2 separate regions of the Homo sapiens genome follow, and region 1 is linked to region 2. A link is a loop called in an ENCODE intact Hi-C map of the cell type or tissue named here. Cell type or tissue: GM12878. All regions are shown on one strand. Each heading gives the region's core, and the rest is flanking DNA. Links, peaks and the distances in the headings are about the cores only. Region 1 holds the start of LOC124902652 (a long non-coding RNA gene). Region 2 has its middle 140 kb from the start of BDNF.

The links. Hi-C counts contacts between places; a loop is a spot of excess contacts. Peaks named below come from ENCODE experiments on the same cell type or tissue, not always from the same donor. Only the 100,000 strongest peaks of a DNase experiment are listed, where the experiment ranks them.
Region 1: it touches region 2 in a loop (2.4-fold over the local background); 4 of 110 quality-filtered maps call a loop at or near these places.

Annotation. Positions count from the first base shown.
Region 1 is chr11:27,720,330-27,725,712 of GRCh38, reverse strand. LOC124902652 (a long non-coding RNA gene) reads right to left here and starts at 3,471. Exons shown (of 2, transcript XR_007062633.1): 1 at 3,227-3,471. It also overlaps a transcript of BDNF not described here. RefSeq lists an enhancer at 3,225-3,733. In GM12878, for the core only: a CTCF peak has its summit at 2,451; no DNase peak of the experiment used is centred there; H3K27me3 peaks cover 877 bases.
Region 2 is chr11:27,836,792-27,842,174 of GRCh38, reverse strand. No RefSeq gene overlaps it. Among named protein-coding and RNA genes, the nearest start is that of BDNF, 140 kb to the right of the region's middle. In GM12878, for the core only: a CTCF peak has its summit at 2,504 (motif pointing left); a DNase peak (open chromatin) is centred at 4,084; H3K4me3 peaks cover 313 bases.

The DNA.
Region 1 (5,383 bases), core at 228-5,227, 120 kb after region 2:
AAGCTCTTCTTATATCATAAACAGAAGGCTTTTGCTACCTGTTTTTTGTTTTTTAGGCTCCAAGATAGCAATTATATCACCATCAGGAGCTTCTCTGTGACTACTCTTCTGCATTGATTGTAACAAGTGATCCTGAGGTAATGAAGGGGAAGGCACTGTTGACCTCTCAGCTATTATTAACCAAGCACTCTTTAACTTCTGAGATACTTTAGGTAGAGAATTGTTAACATGTGGATCACCAGTCCCATCAGAGTCCCTGGCACAGAATAAGTACTGAAAAGGAAGGAGAAGTAAGAGTGGGAAGGAAGGATGGAAATAATCTATCCAACTCCAGGTGAGATGGAGAGCCTGGAAATTAACTACAACCAAATAGATTTGGAAAGACAAGTTGGGAGAAAAGAATGGAAGTACTATCTCATCTTTGTCTTCCTTGATATATAGTAAGGAATACACAAACCATCCTATTAAAAGTGACTTACTGAATTTCCTTTTAGAAATAAAGACAGTGGACTTTGTCTTAAGAGGTACTCCAATTATTTCTTAGTTTTCTAAGAAAAAGGAGTTCTCTTTCATTTCTGACTTTGTAGACTCCTGCTTTGTTACCCATCTCCCACCAATTCCAAGACTACACATCTACTGAGTGAAGTTTTTGTGCCTCCTAATACTGATGAGCCTCGTATTAATTTTTGAACCTATCTTCATAAAGATGTGGGCAAAGAACAAGCTTTATAACTGTGGCATAGGTAGAAAACTGTGAATATTAAACAGCTCATCTATAAGGAGTGCAATACCCATATTTTGAAAGCAAAAATCCTTCCTTCTAGGTTGTATTAATACATTTTGCTTTAAGTTTGGTCATGTTGTTAGGTAGTGATCCTTAAGGAATAAGATTTGTTCACTATTCAGTCTGAAATGTTCTTGCCATTACTAAATATAAATGGGGTCAAATGAGCCAGAGAAGTGTGATATTCATATCACAGCTGATTGGGGTTGTATGAAAAAATAAGATAACCCCAGGAATAAGTGCTACTGAGATGAAAATTGTGACACATACAGTGCTTGGCATCTATCTTAACAAATGAAATTATGGCAATCTTTACTTACATTAGACACTGGATTTCTGCAGATGGAAAAAAATTATGTAAGTGAGTGGATGGAGATAAAAGGTTGGAGAGTTGATAGTGCACCAAGAGAAGAGAATTGTCTATCAGATCACTGAGAAATCCAAAGTGGGAATAGGTATATATAGATATATGGCAAACACCATATCTTCACCACTCTCCCTAGCTCCCTATATCAACCCTTATTATTTAGCAACTCTTGTCCATCATTTTGGTCCCTGAGTTGGAGGTTTTAGTAATGGTTCCAAGAAATAAGAGCACTGGTTAAACATATTTCTTGGGAAATATCTTCAGTACAATCATGTGTCTAAATGATTTCAAACTAATCAGTCATTCATGTTCTGAATCCTCAGGCACCTACACCAACAATTCAGGGTATCCCACTGTAAGATATAATTTTCAGAATAAAGATCCAGCAGAGGAGTAGCTGATAGTTTCTATACAGACCACAAACTGTTGACAAAAGAGTCAGAAAAATATATCACATTGATGGCAATGGGGAATAATATGTTCATATACAGTGGTCATCTCCTTATGTCTTTTCAAGATTGCAGATCTGTGCTAGTCATTGAATTTGTCAGTAGGCAAGGAAAGTTATTAACAGCATTATGGATTCCATTCTCAAAAAACCAGTTTTGTCCACAAAGCCTGTACCCCAAGACCTCTGAGAATGGTATGTACCAGCTGTCCCAGTCTTAGGGCAGCATCTGCTGGCTAATTCATGGATGGACAAAAAGTGGCAGTTTGTGGGCAATTTGAGCAGTCCTTTCATTTGGCGAGAACTGTTGTGTTGATGACTGTGAGGGTTTCTGAAATCCTTTCATAAGGACCCATCTCAGGTCTCCAGGAGCCTGGCAAATCTAGAACTACTCCTAATGAGAACCAGGAAGCTTTTGTATACAGATATTTTATCTGGAGCCTAAGATAAGCCTGTTTGACTTTGGAAACATTTCTAGAGAAGCATGAACTCAACACTAGACTTACTGCTAATAATAATAACCCAGTACCAATGGGGGCTGCAATGAACAGAGGTCCATGCACATAATTGGGAAGTAAAACTTATTTTCCATAAGGAAGGCATTTCTGGGATGGGAGAGGGAGGACCTTGAAGCAGCCACTGAATGCTTATGTTCTGTTGCTTCTAATCATCCTATCGTGTAAGTAAGATTTTTCTACATAAGCAAGCAAGAATGATATTCAAACAAAGCACTTTTGACTGGAATAAAGAAACTGGAAATTGGAAAGGGCTGGGTGGTCTGAAACTTAAGAGCTATCCACCATCTTCTGCAGCATCGCTGTGCCTCATCCCTGCAGTCAATAGCGCCACGGCCAGGGCCTGTGACGCCGTTGGTGGGCTCCCCTTGGTGGGAACTCAGAGCGAGTAAAATCATGGTGTCAGTGCCAAAACGACGAAACCTGAAATGCGTCTGGGGACTTCCCAGGGCACTAGCGCTCCTCAGAGCGACGGACATCTCCATAACAACTGGTCTACATTCATCCCTGGTTCTTCTGCTCTGCTGTGCTAGCGATGGCTGAGGGTAGGCAAAGGGCAGCTTCAGTGGAAAGATACCTTGCGTTAGCGCCTCCCTAGGCTGGGGGACGTTGCCAAAGCTCGAGTTATTGCCTATTTCCCGAGATTTCCGGAGTCGTCCCCACATCTCCCGCGGAGAGCGGCGCCCCTCCGCCCCCCCTCCCGCCTCCCCCTCTATTAGACACTCCAAGGGGGTAGTTTGTTTCATTGTGCTTTTTTTCCTCTTCTCAAAGTTCATCCTTTCGCCTCCAAGTTACTTTCCGCCAACACGTGACCTCTTCGCTTCCCAGCTTGCGCAGCCACTGGTGGGGAAGCGCGGGCGCTAACCGCAGGGCTTCCTGGGAGAGCCCCCTCCGAGGTTCGCCACCCCAGCCCTGGCTCCCGCCGCGCTCACCCCGGCACCCCGGCGGCGGGGCAGCCCCCGCAGGATGAGGAAGCGGCTCCGGGGAAGCAGCACCGAGCAGCAGCGGAGCGCCCAACCTGCCGCCTCCCCTCCCGTCCCTGCCTTGGCCCGCGGCTCCGCTCTCCGCGGCTCGCCTTCCGACCTAGCTGCGCACCGGGGCTGTTAACTCACATTTGGGAAGCCATAACCCATTAGAGCAAACGCAGTCATAACTTCATTCAACTCAGCCGCTCGAGAGCTCGGCTTACACAGGTTCCTGTGGGCAACTAGTGGCTCGCCTTGGTGCCTCTCGCCTAGTCATCAGTACCTAAGAGGAAAAGGGAAAGTTGTTGGGCTGGTTCGCGCTTCGACGCATGCAGATGTTCCCAAGGACAAGTCACTTACTCGCCCCCCTCCCCCCAGTCCCCATTTGATCATCACTCACGACCTCATCGGCTGGAGACCCTTAGTCATGATGGGGGAGGGGGAGGGGCACGAACTTTTCTAAGAAGTTTCCTTTTTTTACCCAGAGAGTCACAGTGAGTCGGTCACGTAAACAGCGAGGTTAGTCGTCGCCGTTGCCGCCCCCCACCCCCTCCCTGCTGCGCTTTTCTGGTATTATTATTAAAGCGGTAGTCTGCCGGCGCTGATAAGCAACAAGTTCCCCAGCGGTCTTCCCGCCCTAGCCTGACAAGGCGAAGGTTTTCTTACCTGGCGACAGGGAAATCTCCCGAGCCGAATTCAGCTTCGCCGGAGCCCCAGGTGTGACCTGCGTAGTGGGCAAGGGAGCGGTGTGCAGGCTGAGTTTTTTTTTTTACAGGGGTACCCTGAAACTCCTCACTTTCTCTGGGAACTTTCAGTGCCAGGACCCAGTAACGGGCGGTTAGAAGGCAGCCCTAGGAAACACCTGCTACATAGCAGGGCAGTTGGGCAATCATTGGTAACCTCGCTCATTCATTAGAATCACGTAAGAACTCAAAAGGAAACGTGTCTCTCGGAGTGAGGGCGTTTGCGTAAATCTATAGGTTTTTCGACATCGATGCCAGTTGCTTTGTCTTCTGTAGTCGCCAAGGTGGTTGAGAGTTTAAGCTTGCGGATATTGCAAAGGGTTATTAGATTCATAAGTCACACCAAGTGGTGGGCGATCCACTGAGCAAAGCCGAACTTCTCACATGATGACTTCAAACAAGACACATTACCTTCCAGCATCTGTTGGGGAGACGAGATTTTAAGACACTTGAGTCTCCAGGACAGCAAAGGCACAATGGTGAGTAGCAATAAAACCTGCATTATAATTGAAAAATCTTGACATGTTGCTTAACAACGGGCATATCACGGCTCTTCCTAGCACTTCACACGCCAAAGAACAGCAGCTACTCAGGCCAGGGGAATCGGGTTTTTACACAGTGCAACTTTAATTGGAATCATTTGAGATTTGACACAGCTATGTGGAACTGCGTGGAACAAACTTGGAGCTGGGTGGGGGGGTGTGTGTTATATTGGTTGTTCAAGGCTGATGCTTGTCTCTCAGCAGTCTTGCATTCTATTCTTTTCCTTAATGTGTATGGTGTATGATCATATTCTATGATTTATATGTGGGCATGTAATTGACATTTGCAAGGGGGTTAATTTCCATCTAAAAACAATAATGCTGTTAGAGGTTGGGGTTAGGGGGTGGAGTGGGGGTAAGGGTGGGGTAAAGACTGGGAGTTTAGGTGTAGATGGGGGGTGGGGTTGGGGGGAGAGAAATAAGTCAGAAGTGCATATCACCGGTAATGGGTAATCCTCTCGTAGAAGAAAAGGTTCTCATCAACATGTGATCAACTATTAACAGGATGGCTTTGGCAAAGCCATCCGCACGTGACAAACCGTAAGGAAGTGGAAGAAACCGTCTAGAGCAATATCAAGTATCACTTAATTAGAGATTTTTAAGCCTTTTCCTCCTGCTGTGCCGGGTGTGTAATCCGGGCGATAGGAGTCCATTCAGCACCTTGGACAGAGCCAACGGATTTGTCCGAGGTGGCGGTACCCCCAGGTAGTCTTCTTGGCCCCGCTGTAAAGCCAACCCTGTGTCGCCCTTAAAAAGCGTCTTTTCTGAGGTTCGGCTCACACTGAGATCGGGGCTGGAGAGAGAGTCAGATTTTGGAGCGGAGCGTTTGGAAAGCGAGCCCCAGTTTGGTCCCCTCATTGAGCTCGCTGAAGTTGGCTTCCTAGCGGTGTAGGCTGGAATAGACTCTTGGCAAGCTCCGGGTTGGTATACTGGGTTAACTTTGGGAAATGCAAGTGTTTATCTCCAGGATCTAGCCACCGGGGTGGTGTAAGCCGCAAAGAAGGTAAGCACCAGGGCGG
Region 2 (5,383 bases), core at 145-5,144:
TCCAGTCCAAATTTTCTAACCTTCTGGCTACAAGGATTGATTCAGAAATGGTCACTATGACCAGGGACTTTACTGGAAACATTGAGAATAAGATGCTGTCTTTCTGCTGGTCTTAAAAAGATCACTAGATGTGGTTGGAATCAAGCCTGGGAATCTGGGGACCAGAATATGCAGAAAATTGCCTGAGAATAAAAACCTGGGAATCTGGAGGCCAGAATATGAAGAAAATTGCCTGAGAATAAAAACCTACCTGGGGAAAAACAGAGGCAAGAAGATTAAGTTCTTAAGATCTAGTTGAAGTATCTGGTTTCAGCTTTGTCTAATGATTCCATTGATAAACTTCCTTCTATTATGTGGGGTGGTTATTTGTTCCCCAGCCATAATCTGGGAAGCTCTTTGAGCTTGGGATTACCAAGGAATGTAATCCTTGGTAAGGGAGAAGGAAGCTACATAGATCAAGACAAGGAAACTGGGGATTAGTAGGAAGAGAAAGGAAACCCTAAGGTGTGCTTTGTTTTCTACAAAGGTAAAAATTTTAATTTTCCTTAAAATATTCTTAGCTGCCTAGAAGAAGCTGAGAATGTGGTGGCTCCCCAGAGTCATCACTATATTTTTTCCTTTTTTTCAGCCATATTTATTGCATGGAGGTTCCTCAACAAACTGAAAATAGGATTACCATGTGATCTAGCAATTCCACTTCTGGATATATATTCAAAAGATTTAAAACCAGTGCATTGAAGAGATATCTGCACTCCTATGTACAATTTAGGCATTATTCACAATAGCCAAGTTATAGAATCAACCTAAGTGTTTATCAACAAATGAATGGAGAAAATGTGGCATATATACACAAAGATATACTTCTCAACCTTAAAAAAAGAAGGAAATTCTATCATTTTCAACAAGATGGGTGGATCTGAAGGACATTATGCTAAGTGAACACTATGCTAAACCAGGAACAGAAAGTCAAATAATGCATGTTCTCACTTACAGAGGAAATCTAAAACAATCAAACTCACAGTAGCAGAGTAGAATAGTGGTATATTCCTTTCTACATGTTATATGTATACAATGTATCCACATTGTATACATATAACATCACTTTGTACCTTATAAATATACACAATTATTTGTCAATATATAGTAGGGAATTTTTTAAAATTAAAATTTGCATTTCTAACAAGTTCTTAAGTAAGACTGCTACTACTGCTCAAGGGACCATATTTTGAATTACACTGTGCTAGGTAGGAGTAATCAACAACGTAGGGCAATCTGGGACTAGTTCTTTGCTTCCAAACCTAAACAGTCACAGTAATAACCTGGTGTGGTAATTGGCAGATCACCCAGGGATGGAACCACTAAGTGAGGAAGCTGGCTTGGGGAAAATCTCACCATAGCTGATGGGTAGAAATTCAATATCTGTTTGAAATGAAATCAGTCTGAGTCTTGCTTCTCTATACATCAAGAGGGAGCAAAAAGCTAATAACCTGGGAAAACTGTGCATAGAAAGTATACATGAAAAATATATACCTCTACATATATATGTATACATATAGGTACATGTGAATTGATTCTTTGGTATCACCAGAAAGAAACCCTTAATAACCAAAATACTTTTTGTTTTTATGGTAGTCTTTCCTGAAGAATTTGAAAGTTGCTGACAGAACCCATTAATCTTTCAAAACCTCTAAGGGGCTTCTGAGTGTTGCTTGATTCATCTTTCCAATTTTTTTTTTAAACATACAGATACTAGGTTTTTCTCTTCGGTTCTATAAGACAGAAAACTTTTTGCTGTGTCTCCTACACTGTATGTTTCCTTTTGCTTTCAAATGACCCAGCTTGAAAGCCTACAAACCATAGTTTGCAGATCCTAATTTAAATATTTATTTCAGATTTTTTTCCATGAATTGAAATTTGATTTCTTCACATTCCCAGTTCTCATTTCCACATAATTCTGCCTACTGAATGCATAATAAAAATGCATTTTACAAAAGCTTCTTTTTGAGAGTTAAAAAATCTTGACACCTATTAGACGTCTATCTTGTAGACTAAGAAGAGAGTGACTGTCCATCAGAAGCTGCCAGCTTCATCCTCTTTGGAAAAGTTTGAACTATAATATTTCAAAACTCAAGAGTGTTGAGTGTGGACAGACAATAAAAAGACCCAGGACCCAAGAGTTGGCAAGAGAATAAAATCTACGCAACAGAGCAATTCCTTATGATGAGTTGTAAAAATAATACAATGGATCAAATGCTTTGTACCACAAGGTTTTTTCACACCCTCCAGGGAAATTGCCAAACTTACTTAAAAACATGGTAAATTGAAGTTGGTTATATCCATCCCCTTCACAAACATTTCTCTCACTGCTTCTAATCTCACACAGATGTGGCAAGAGCATCAAAGATTGGGTTTGACACATTTGGACCTACTTAAAAAGAAAGCTGAAATTTAAAATATTTTTGAATTTGTGCCACCTACTGGCAACTGGAAGTGATAGAATTGAGCACCGTGTAATCACACTTCCTGGTTGAGGCTGGTTGTGGTCTTCATCTGGGGGATAGCTAATTAACACATGCTTTAACTGGTCTTTAGCACATGTAGCTGATTTAGTGAGAAAACTGTGGATTGAATTATTTGGAGGCTAGTTTCCAGGCCTTGGAGCAACTCTTAACGATTCCTGCCTGGTAAACCTGATTACAAAGTGAACTTGGCATTTTGGGATTCCCTTCCTTGTTGATGTGAATCATAAGGCTTCAGTGTTGTTGAGAGCTGGTGTTCAGATGGCCCTGTTGTTTGTCCACTGTTGCATAAACTTCACAGGCAAGACCCATGTGTTTGTAGGTGTAATTCTAGAAGGCAGATAGTGTATATTTGTGGACTGTGCAAAATGAATCTGAGTATTGATTTGTATGGCATCTGGAATACATTCTGGAAAGTTCTTACGGGGACAATGTGTAATGATTTGGAATTGCCACCCTGGTGCACACAGCCAGGATAGTGGGGGAAGATCTTTCAGCTTGAATTATTAACTAGTTTCTGATGATAATTTTGACAGCCTAAACCTAAACTAGGTTCTTGGATAATCTCTCCAAATCCATACTTTAACAAAATAACCTACATGCAGCATCATCCTTGTCTTAACCTTGTAACTCCCCTGGCCCTGTTTTGTCATTTCTTAGTGTGCCGAACTTTACTTCAAAAGGTTCATTTCATTCCAAGGGGCAACCAGAGAGGGATCAAAGACTTTACTTCATTTTGCAAAGGCCAGCCTGGAAAGTTTATTACGCTGGGTCAATCTCTCTTTGAAGATTGCTATCTGTGGGTGTGAAACCTGAGTCCCTTGAAAGACAGATGAGAAAAGCTCTGGGGCAGCCACCAGACAAGAAGGTGTCATTTATACCAAGATTGGAAAGCAACGTCAGAGACGTTGGAGAAGATCAAAAAGTTGAAGGTGCGTTGGACATATGGCAAAGAGTAGCGACCATCTGGAAAAGTGGATATTGTAATGGGACAGGCAGCAATCAAAGGAGAGTTGAAATTTTAAAAAGGAATGAAATGAAAGAAAAGAGAAAAGAAAGAAGAAGGAAGGAAGGAAGGAAAAGAAAGAAAGAGAAGGAAAAGAAAGAAAGAAAGAGAAAGAAAAGAAAGAAAGAGAGGAAAGAAAGAGAAAGATGGAAGGAAGGAAGGAAGGAAGGAAGGAAGCGGGGGAGGGAGGGAGGGAAGGGAGGGAGGATGGAAAGAAGGAAGGAAGGGAATTAAAGGCCAAGAAATACATTGAGTGATAGACCAGTAAGCATGTTGAAAAATGAGGGCTGTTATAGTGACAGAACCAGCTCTAGGGTTAAGCCATACTCAGTTTCTTTTACTTCTGCAAACGTGGTATGCTCTCTGGTTTCTATGCCTTCATGCATGCCCTTCTCCCAGCTGGAATATTGTTCTGTTCCTGACCTCTCTGCATTTTCTTTTCACTGAACCAACTCCTCCAACTTATGTTGAGATGTCAGCTTAAGTCTTTCTTTCTCTGGACAGTCCAGGAAAGTCCCCTTTAGACCTGAGTTACTCCAGCTCTCATGGTAGAGTGCTTACTTCCTTTGTCATAGGACTTTTCATACTTCCTCTTATTGTTTAACACCTTTCTTTCCTGAGAGCCCTATGCTCAATGACAGTGGGAACTTGTCTGCCTTGTTCTCCTCACCACTACAACCTCAGCACCCAGCATGATACCTGTAGTATGGTAGGTTGTTACTTCTCATTTCTGGAATAAATGAATAAAAACAGCTCAAGGGGACCGGCCAAGGTATTCCTTGTGAAAGAGCATTCTATCAGTTTACCATTTCTGGAACAAGTTCCTTTCCATTGGGTGGGCAGAGATGAAGACTGACACCATCTTGATGCCTCACATTTTGTAACTGCAGTAGAACACGAGGTCAAAGACACTGGCGATTTTAACAAATCATGACTGCCCTCTCTTCCTTCCAGCTGGAACAAGGCTATTCCTTCAAATATGTCAAACTTTGCTGTTTTTGCGTATGTTTGGAAGTGTATGGCATCAAATCCTATCATGTACCAATCAGAGTAGATAAGCATGGTCTCAGTCATCTTCTCCAGAAAATATACTCTATTTTCAAGTGAAATCTCTCCTTAGAGCTCCAACAAAGGGATGAGATATTTTGCTAGTATAGCTTTATATTAAAAATTTAGATCAGATCATTTACCAGATTTAAGGTCAACAAGAGGAAGGCAAGTTGAGGCACTGGTGTTTTGCTGTGTGTTAATGTTGATATGGGACAGTTTTGAGTGTGTATCCTTTTGTAAATTGCAGTTTTTAATATAGTTTAGAGTATATTTAAAATTAAATACATACCAAATTTTGGGGAACCTCTGTAGTACTGATTTGAAAAACACCTCTAAGCAAGACACAATTCTAAATGTTTTGCCCATATCAACTCTTCTACTCTCCAGAACAACCCCATTAGGCCCATATTAGTACCTGACTTTATAGATAAGGACACCGAGGCACAGAGAGGCTGAGTAATTTACTAACTCACAGCTGGTAAGTGGTGTAACCAGGATTCGAATGCAAAAGTCTGACTCCATTTATTCATTCTTTTAACTAATATTTAATGTGTGTCTACTATGTGCCATGCACTGTTCTGGGCTGTAGGCACACAGCAATGAACAAAACACAAAAATCCCTGCCCATGGAGCTTCCTGTTCTGGTGGAGCTCCATTCCAGCATCCTCGTTCTTACTCATTACTACTGCACTCCTTCTGTCACTGGTTGCCTTCGACTCTATGGGAGAAAGGCAGGGTGATATGAGGGTGAGAGTCAGGAAGAGACAATTAGGCTGAGACTAGGAAGGTGAATAGGAGTTGGCAAAGA